Linked DNA regions of Homo sapiens: region 1 is linked to region 2. A link is an interaction called in ENCODE POLR2A ChIA-PET data of the cell type or tissue named here. Cell type or tissue: GM12878. All regions are shown on one strand. Links, peaks and the distances in the headings refer to the core of each region. The heading gives the core; the rest is flanking DNA.

Region 1 (4,394 bases), core at 184-4,183, 380 kb after region 2:
CGTGATGTATGCCTGTAGTCCCAGCTATGCAGGAGGCTGAGGTAGGCAGATCACTTGAGCCCAAGAATTTGAGGCCACAGTGAGCTGTGATGGTCCCACTGCCCTCCAGCCTGAGTGACAGAGAGAGGCCCTGTCAAAAAACATTTTGCAAGATCTGTATCACTTTTTTAAAAAATTGTATATAAAGTACAAGTTATTTTTAATAAACAGGTAATTACAAAAGACACTTTAAAAATATTCAAACAGCCAGGTGCAGTGGCTCATGCCTGTAATCCCAGCACTTTGGGAGACCAAGGCGGGCAGATCACCTGAAGTCAGGAGTTTTGAGACCAGCCTGGCCAACATGGTGAAACGCTGTCTCTACTAAAAATACAAAAATTAGCTGGGTGTGGTGGCACATGCCTGTAATCCCAGCTACTTAGGAGGCTGAGGCAGGAGAATCTCTTGAACCTGGGACGTGGAGGTTGCAGTGAGCCGAGATTGTGCCATTGTACTCCAGCTTGGCCAACAAGAGCAAAACTCCCTCTCAAAAAAAAAAAAAAAAAAAAAAAAATTCAAACGTCATCAAAGGAGCTTGAAAAATAAATCTCCTGTGCATCCCTACCCTCCAAGTTAACCAGTTTTGCATCTCTACCTCTAAGATTACTGGTTTGCCTGGGGGCAAGTAATTGTTTTGTTTTTTTGCTTCTGCCCTTCATTTTTGAGGTCTCTACTTTTAAGGAGATAGAAATGTTTAAAGTCAGAAGTACAGATAATTGAGAATGATATGGTTGGTGTTTTCTGTCATTTAGTTTCTGCACAATTTTTTTTTTTTTTTTTTTTGAGACGGAGTCTCACTCTGCCGCCCAGGCTGGAGTGCAATGGCATGATCTCGGCTCACTGCAACCTTCCCCTCCCAGGTTCAAGCAATTCTCCTGCCTCAGCCTCCTGGGTAGCTGGGACTACAGGCACACACCACCAAGCCTAGCTAATTTTTGCATTTTTAGCAGAGATGGGGTTTTACCATGTTGGCCAGGCTGGTCTAGAACTCCTGACCTCAGGTGACCCACCAGTCTTGGTCTCCCAAAGTGCTGGGATTATAGGTGTGAGCCACTCCGCCCAGCCTACATTGGGATTTTTATTGTTGTTCTGTTTTATTTTCTAAATGTAAACACAGAAACACAATGCAGATGTGTAGCTTAGTGAATTACTATATGCAGATGGCCTTTTAACCACCACCCAAGTCAAGAAATAGAACTTTGAGCACAGGGCTCACACCTGTAATCCTGGCACTTTGGGAGACCCAGGCAAGAGGATTGCTTGAACCCAGAAGTTTGAGACCAGCCTGGATAACATAGTGAGACCCTGTCCCATTTTTATAAAAAAAGAAAAGAAATAGAACTTTACTGGCCATTCCGCTCCAGAAGCTTTTCTTGTACCATTTGACATAACCGCTTCCCTCCCTCTAAAGGTAACCACTGTCCTTTTATAGTAATCCTTTGTGTTTCTTTATGGTTTTATACTTAGTGGCTTAGTGGGCAATCTCACACTTCATAGTTGAGTCCAGCTGGTTTTTTTTTTTTTTTTTTTTTTTTTTTTTTTTTTTTTTTTTTTTTTTGTGACAGAGTTTCACTCTTGTTGCCTAGGCTGGAGTGTGGTGGTACGATCTCGGCTCACTGCAACTTCTGCCTCCCGGGTTCAAGCAGTTCTCCTGCCTCAGCCTCCTGAGTAGCTGGGATTACAGGCACCCACCACCACGCCCGGCTAATTTTTTGTATTTTTAGTAGAGATGGGGTTTCATCATGTTGGCCAGGCTGGTCTCGAATTTCTGACCTCAGGTGATCCACCCGCCTTGGCCTCCGAAAGTGCAGGGGTTACAGGTGTGAGCCACTGCGCCCGGCCTGTTTTTTTATATAATGTATTTTGAGTGTCTTAATCTGCAGGTTCTCTCTGTTGTTTTATTTTATTTTTAAGACTGTCTCACTCTGTAGCCCAGGCTGGAGTGCGTAGTGTGGTCATGGCTCACTGCAGCCTTAAACTCCTGGGCTCAAGGGATCCTTCCCCTCAGCCTCCTGAGTAGCTGGGACTAAGGGGCATGCCACCACACGTGGCAGATTTTTCAAAAATTTTTCATAGAGGCTGGTCTCAAACTCCTGGCCTCAAGTGATCCTCCTGCTTTGGCCTCCCAGAGTGCTGGGGCTACAGGTGTGAGCCACCACACCTGGCCTCTGTAGGTTATTTATCTGTTGAAGTATCAGGGCCATTTGACCTATAGAGTTTCCCACAGTGGATTTTGCTGATTTTATTGTCATGATTCAGTTCTACTCTCCCTTGTTTTTCCGGCAAATTAGCTGCTGGATCTAGAGGCTCAATGAGGCACAGATTTGATTCCCTTGTTATTGTGGTATCTCCTTTCATCAAGAGGCATATAGTGTTTGGTTTTCTGGTGGTTCTAATTGTTTACCACTGTGAAGCAGATTACCCCAAAACTTAAGTGATTTGAAATAAAAACCATTTTATTGTATCTCATAACTTTGTTGATCAGGAATTTGAGCGGGCTCAAATCAGCATCCAGGATGCTGATTGTGCTCCTTCAGTTTTCATCCATTTGGTGGTTGGGCTGGTCTGGAGGTTCTAAGATGGCTTCATTTACGTGCCTGACAGTCTGGTGGGAATGACTGGAAGCCTGGATTCAGTTCGGCCCCTCTAGCTTTCCATGTAGTCTCAGGGCTCTTCCACATTCTCTCCAGCAGAGTAGTTTTAAGTTTTCACAGGCAGTGGCTTTCCTCAGAGTTAAGTGTTCAGGATACCAAGGCAGAAGCTCCAAAGATTCCTTTGACTTAACCTTGAAAGTCCCAGAATGTCACTTCCTGCCATATTCTATCAGTTAAGCAAGGTATCAAGGCCGGTGCAGATTCAAAGGCATGTAGATTCTACCTTTCAGTGTAGGATTAGCATTATATTCGCAGCTATCTTCAATCCACCTCATTCTTTTTTGTGTGTGATGTAACTAGCTGTTATTGTTCAGTGCTTAATCCATTAATTGTGGGTTGTGAAGTGTTAATATTCTAAATCTGTTATTTCTTTACTTACATGCTGTTAGGTTGGTGCCAAAGTAATTGTGGTTGTTGCCATTAGAATACTTCTATAAAGTGACTCTTCTCTGTTAGGTTACTTAGGAGTACAGTTTATATAGGAAAACCAAGATAAATACGTGATTTTTACCCTTGTAAGATAATGAGTTTATGTCTGCTTGTAATTGTTACCAAAAATGGCCTGTGGTGGCCAGTTTGTTTTTTCCTTGTATCCCTTGCTGAATCCTAAATTGTCCTGTCTCTGGCCAGCTGGTTGCCTCCTTTGCCTCTCAGTACTTTTGAAATGACTCTAGTAGTCTTATTGTCTTCTGTCCTTTCTAGTATGACAGGATGTATCATGGGCCCATCTTGTGTATTTAATATTGGTATCTTTTAGTGGGAAATTGAATTTAAAGACTACAATGTAGGCACTAGGGATGCAAGTTGTTACTGAGTTGGACAGTATGTTTAGGGCTTTCAGTGGATAGAGCTAGGGAATTGTATATTTTTATATATCTATATAATATATATAAATTATCTACACGTGTATGTATACAAGTGTAGAAAAGTATGTATATAAATAGTGGGTATAAATACTTAAAGGTAAAATACCTCATGAATTTATAGAGATATTGCCTTTTCAACTACAGCACTATAAAGTTTTTAACTTAAGCCTTTTTATGTCTACACCTCCTTTCTTCCATACTGAGAATCCAGGTTGTGAGGGACACAGAAGGTGACAGAGTATCTTATAATTACTCAGTAGCTCTGTCTCACATTAACCTAGTCAGTAGCCTCAGACTAACAATACTAACACTACTACTATCAGTATATACACCAAAAACAAGCATAGTTTTGCATGTGCTCTCCCCTTTCTTCCACACTGTATCTGTACAGAGCTTGTAATCATTACATACCACTTCTCTTTCGACTTTCATTTATTCTTAATTGTTGTAATAAACTATGTTTAATATTCATCCCCAGTCCTTATGTTGATGCCTTGTTCTCTCTAATCAGTTTGATTTTTTAAACAGATTGTTTAGGAAGGGCTTATAGGAATAATATCTACATTTTTGCAAGTAACAGTTTCTGGCCTTTATAATTGAAAATCGGTTTGACTTGACATAAAATCTTTGTCACATTTTCTTTCTTAGCACATCTTTACCCTGTTCTTTCTTCTTTCATGAAGTGTTCAAGTCACAGTAGATGATAATCTAATTTTTTCCTTTATAAATCAGTTGCTCTTTTTATATAGATGTCCAAATTATTTTATCTTTTTCTTTAAGTATATTAATTTTACCAGATTATGTCTCAGTATTGGTTGTTCTGCGTTGGTATTTT
Region 2 (4,394 bases), core at 67-4,066:
TTTTGTGCTTCAGACTCCTGAGTAGCTGGGATTATAGGCGCCCGCCACCACACTCAGCTAATTTTTGTATTTTTAGTAGAGACGGGGTTTCACCACGTTGGCCAGGCTGGTCTTGAACTCCTGACCTCAGTTTTGTACATTCAAAAAGATGATAATGTATTGAAGCAGTGATGGTGGCTGGTTCAGAATTTACTTCCCTACAACTTTTTTTTTTCATACTTTTAGTTCTTTATGGGTGAAATAAATCATAGAAATGATCACAGAAATTGAACTGAAATAATTCCAATTTTACTCAGAGAATTATTACTCATTTGAGAAGCAGAACCCTACATCCTTGCTCTCCATGTAAGAATGTAAGCTCTAAGATGGCAGAGTTTTTTTCTGTCTGTTTTGTCTACTGCTAGATTCCTAGCATCTAGAGCAGTTCCTCATTCATTGTAGAAGTTCAATAAATATTTGTTGAATGAATGAATGAATATATGTGTCCAAAAAGGACAAGTTAATTGTTTACAATCACTAGAAAACATGAGGACTTCACTTGTTCTCCCACCTGCCCCCTTCTCACTATTTTAGGTTCATTATTTGTGTTGTTAATTAAAAAAAAAAAACAAGAGAGATCTGCTCACCTCATAGCAAGCTGAGATCTGGTCACCTCATAGCAAGCTGAGATGTGGTTACCTCATAGCAGGCTCCAATTTTTTTTTTTTTTTTTTTTTTTTTTTTTTTGAGATGGAGTCTCGCTCTGTCACCCAGGCTGGAGTGCAGTGGCATGATCTCTGCTCACTGCAAGCTCCGCCTCCTGGGTTCATGCCATTCTCCTCCCTCAGCCTCCCGAGTAGCTGGGACCACAGGCGCCCACCACACCAGGCTAATTTTTTTGTATTTTTAGTAGAGACGGGGTTTCACCGTGTTAGCCAGGATGGTCTTGATCTCCTGACCTCGTGATCCGCCCACCTCAGCCTCCCAAAGTGCTGGGATTACAGGCGTGAGCCACCGCGCCTGGCCCAGGCTCCAATTTTTAACATGTGTTTTATAGGTATGTGTTTATAAGATTTTATGTCTAGACTGCATAAAACCAGGTATGCCCATGTCAAATCTTACCTGTGAACTCCAGTAACACTCTCCTCTACTATGCCCTTGATTTTCTTAAACATGTTGGGATACTTTTTATAAATCCAGTGGGTAAGATCCCCTCCATCATCCAAGATCTGCAATAGTAAGCATCAATAACATCATTCACTTTGCTGAAGTCTCAAGGCTTCAGTGCTTCTCTGGGTCTTGCATCCCAATCTAATTAGCAATTTACAGATATTTAAAATTTCCCATATGGTTATGCAAAGTAACTTAAAGCCAGAGTAAATACAATAATCTGCCAAATAGTCATTATATTGAAGTAAAAGACAATGAGAGGAGAAAGGCCAATTGTAATTCGCGCAGCCAAACGACCCTCCCCGTGACATATCTACTGTATCAAAATATACAGCAACTAACCGAGGATTTTCTTATGGATTGGTAACTTGTAGTTACTAGGCCACTAGATCTTGAATCTACTATAGGTATTCAGAAAGCCTAAAGGGACTTTAAATATATTCAGTCAAGACTTAGTTTAAATAAACAGCCTCAGTTTACACAGCCTCTTGAGAAAAAAAAGAAAAATAAATCAATAAATGGTCAGATAATTAAGTCTCCCTGTCAGAACAATGGTTTATAAAACTGTATTCCTTAATCCTTTTCTTCTCCCAAAGTATAGGCACTCTCCCACCCAAAATATCAGGCAGCACTGTAGGGTTTTGCCTAGCACAACCTCACACTCTGTACAAACCAAATTAAAAATAACCAGGGAACCGTGCAGCATGTAGGTGTGCAAGCATGCCTCTGAACAGCTCATCTATCACTATTTCAGGTTGGGATTAAAGATAAACACAACGCTGTGCCCACTGGAGCTTTCATCAGCAGAGAAAAGCTTTTGAATTATAAAACTAAAGAAAAACCAGCTTAGAACATTGTTAGGCACGAGGCTGTGACACTTCAGTCCTTCCCTAGGCTGTCAGAAGTGTTTAGCAGGACTCTGCAAATTGTTATACCCATCCTCCTGGAAAGTCCCACAGAACTGGGTTGCCCTCTGCTGACATGCACCCATCTTGCAGTCTCATCAATTATCAACTCTACTATAAGTGCCAAAACTGCCATTCTGGACCCCAGAGTACACAAAATCCCCAACCTCATGTCTACCACCTGATCTCTTTTTTGCTTTTGCTCTTGCTGTTGACCTATTTTCTCTCACTCAAACCTTGCTTGAGAACCAGGATCCAAGTTAGGACTCTCATCAAAGCTCTTGTACTTGCTCCATACTACAAGTAGAAACCCCCAGAACAGATGCCCCAAGAAAGCAAAAAGCTCTTCTGAGTTTCTCTCTCCCATTCTCCATGTATGGAATCCCTGATGAAGTTTTCCCTTCCACAGAAAAGATAAGAGACAAGAGAGATTGAACAACTGGAAACTCTGTGTTGTAAGTTTCACTATTCTTATCCACTAGAGACAGTAGTTGCTGTCTCTAAGATTTACTTAATGAATGCTGCCCATAATTCTCACCATATAAATCTACTGCAGAAAATTATTGTCATCAGGAAATCTTCCAGAGGTTGGGAAGCAAGGAGAAGTACTAAATCTTGACAGAATCCAAACAGGTATGGGTCCTGTTTTCTGGGGTGACAACTGTTTTTGTCCTTGTCTTACTCTCTTTATTAACCTTCCTAGCAGTTTGTGCTGGTTCTACAGTTTGTAAAAGTTCTCCAGGTATAATCCTAATGTCCTCCCTGGGTTCCTGACTTTAAAAATCAATGTTTTATTCCCAGGAGAAACCCCCTGGCATATCTGCTTCAGCATCTGTCAGTCACACTCCCTTGTGTCACTATTAAAACTGTTGGAATGAGCTGACTCATCTTACAGCCACTGTCAACTCTGCTCCCCCACCCCTTTAGGATATGAAGCTCTAACCCAGCTTCCTCAAACAAGCCTGGTGCAGTGTGACCTGGATCACAGAATTCAGAAAGAAGCTACTTCTCTGCCATGCACCAAGTGAGGCCTGCTCTGCAGCCTTCAGCAGCAAGCAATGGTTGGACTAGAGCTTCAGGGATTCTTTTCTCAGTACATTCCCTAATTTCTGCCCCCTCCCCCTAGGGGAGAGGGCAGAATTATTTGCAAAATAGGAGCACCTTATACTTTGTGTAGCTTTTTTGGGGGGGGGCACTGGGATGGGGGCATGGTTTCACTCTCTCACCCAGGCTGGACTGCAGTGGTGTGATCTCGGCTCACTGCAACCTCCACCTCCTGGGCTCAAGTGATCCTCCCACTTAGGAGTCCCAGCCTCCTAAGTAGCTGGGACTACTACTACAGGTGCATGCCAACACATCCTGCTAATTTTTGTATTTTTTGTAGAAAGCCTATGTTGCCCAGGCTGGTCTCGAACTCCTGGGCTGAAGTAATCCACCTGCCTTGGGCTCCCAAAGTGCTGGGATTACAGGCCACCACACCTGGCCCTTTGTGTAGCTTTTTGCCTCTTTGCAAATCTAATGTGCTATGAGGCTTCAAGACTTGATCTTCTAAAAAATAAAACAAAAATAAAAATGAAGCAAAAATTAAAACCCTAAAACTTCATCTCGTCTTTTTTAATGTGGGGAAAGAATATAAAGAGAAGAAATTTGAACTTGTAAGCTCTTCAGGTTTACTATAAATTCATTATATGAATATTATTTTTATTTTTTTTCTAGTCCTGACTAACATTACAAGTATATGGATTCTAGAGAGAAGGCTAAGTATCTCCAGAGTTCTGGGGTGGTTTGTTTGGGTTTTTTGGTTGTTGTAAGGGGTGGGAAGTAGGCAGTAGCAGGGGATGGAAACTCATTACTATTGTTTTTTAACCAGCCACATGTGAATCCTGGGCAGTGCTTTAATGTTTCTAATGAATATAAATGCTTCCAACATTAGAACCAATAATTAAGGCACTCTGAGGTTATAAGAGCTTCAATACTCTTGGGGTACCCGTAGCATAAGAATCTAGTTCTGCTGGAAACCCAGGTATATCAGATAGAAATGAAGCCATTTTCCTTCCTTCTTGTTGGGAAACCCTCTCCTAGGCCATAACCTCCACCCATCCCCATTCCTGACCCCTACAGAATTGTGTTAGCAGAAATCTGACCCACCATGTTTGGCTGCCAGCCCTCCACATTCACACATCTATCGATACACCACCAAAAGTCATCTTCTGACTCTCCCTTCCAGGCAAAAACAGGAAATCCTGGGAAAAAAAGGAACAAAGGGAAACCATTAAAGACCAAAAAAGGCTGACCCCCTAATTTTAGTGAGAAGATTCTGGTTTTTCCTAATTTCCAACT

The links. ChIA-PET counts read pairs that join two places held together with the same protein. Peaks named below come from ENCODE experiments on the same cell type or tissue, not always from the same donor. Only the 100,000 strongest peaks of a DNase experiment are listed, where the experiment ranks them.
Region 1: POLR2A ChIA-PET joins it to region 2 with 5 read pairs; 1 of 35 experiments calls an interaction of 5 or more read pairs at or near these places.

What each region holds. Positions count from the first base shown.
Region 1 is chr7:129,022,554-129,026,947 of GRCh38, reverse strand. The region is part of intron 1 of TNPO3 (transportin 3); the gene reads left to right. Among named protein-coding and RNA genes, the nearest start is that of TNPO3, 30 kb to the left of the region's middle. In GM12878, for the core only: no CTCF peak of the experiment used is centred there; no DNase peak of the experiment used is centred there; H3K27ac peaks cover 889 bases.
Region 2 is chr7:129,400,193-129,404,586 of GRCh38, reverse strand. AHCYL2 (adenosylhomocysteinase like 2) reads right to left here. Exons shown (of 17, transcript NM_015328.4): 6 at 4,203-4,297; 7 at 1,102-1,208. Among named protein-coding and RNA genes, the nearest start is that of STRIP2, 32 kb to the left of the region's middle. In GM12878, for the core only: a CTCF peak has its summit at 2,114 (motif pointing left); a DNase peak (open chromatin) is centred at 2,126; H3K27ac peaks cover 355 bases.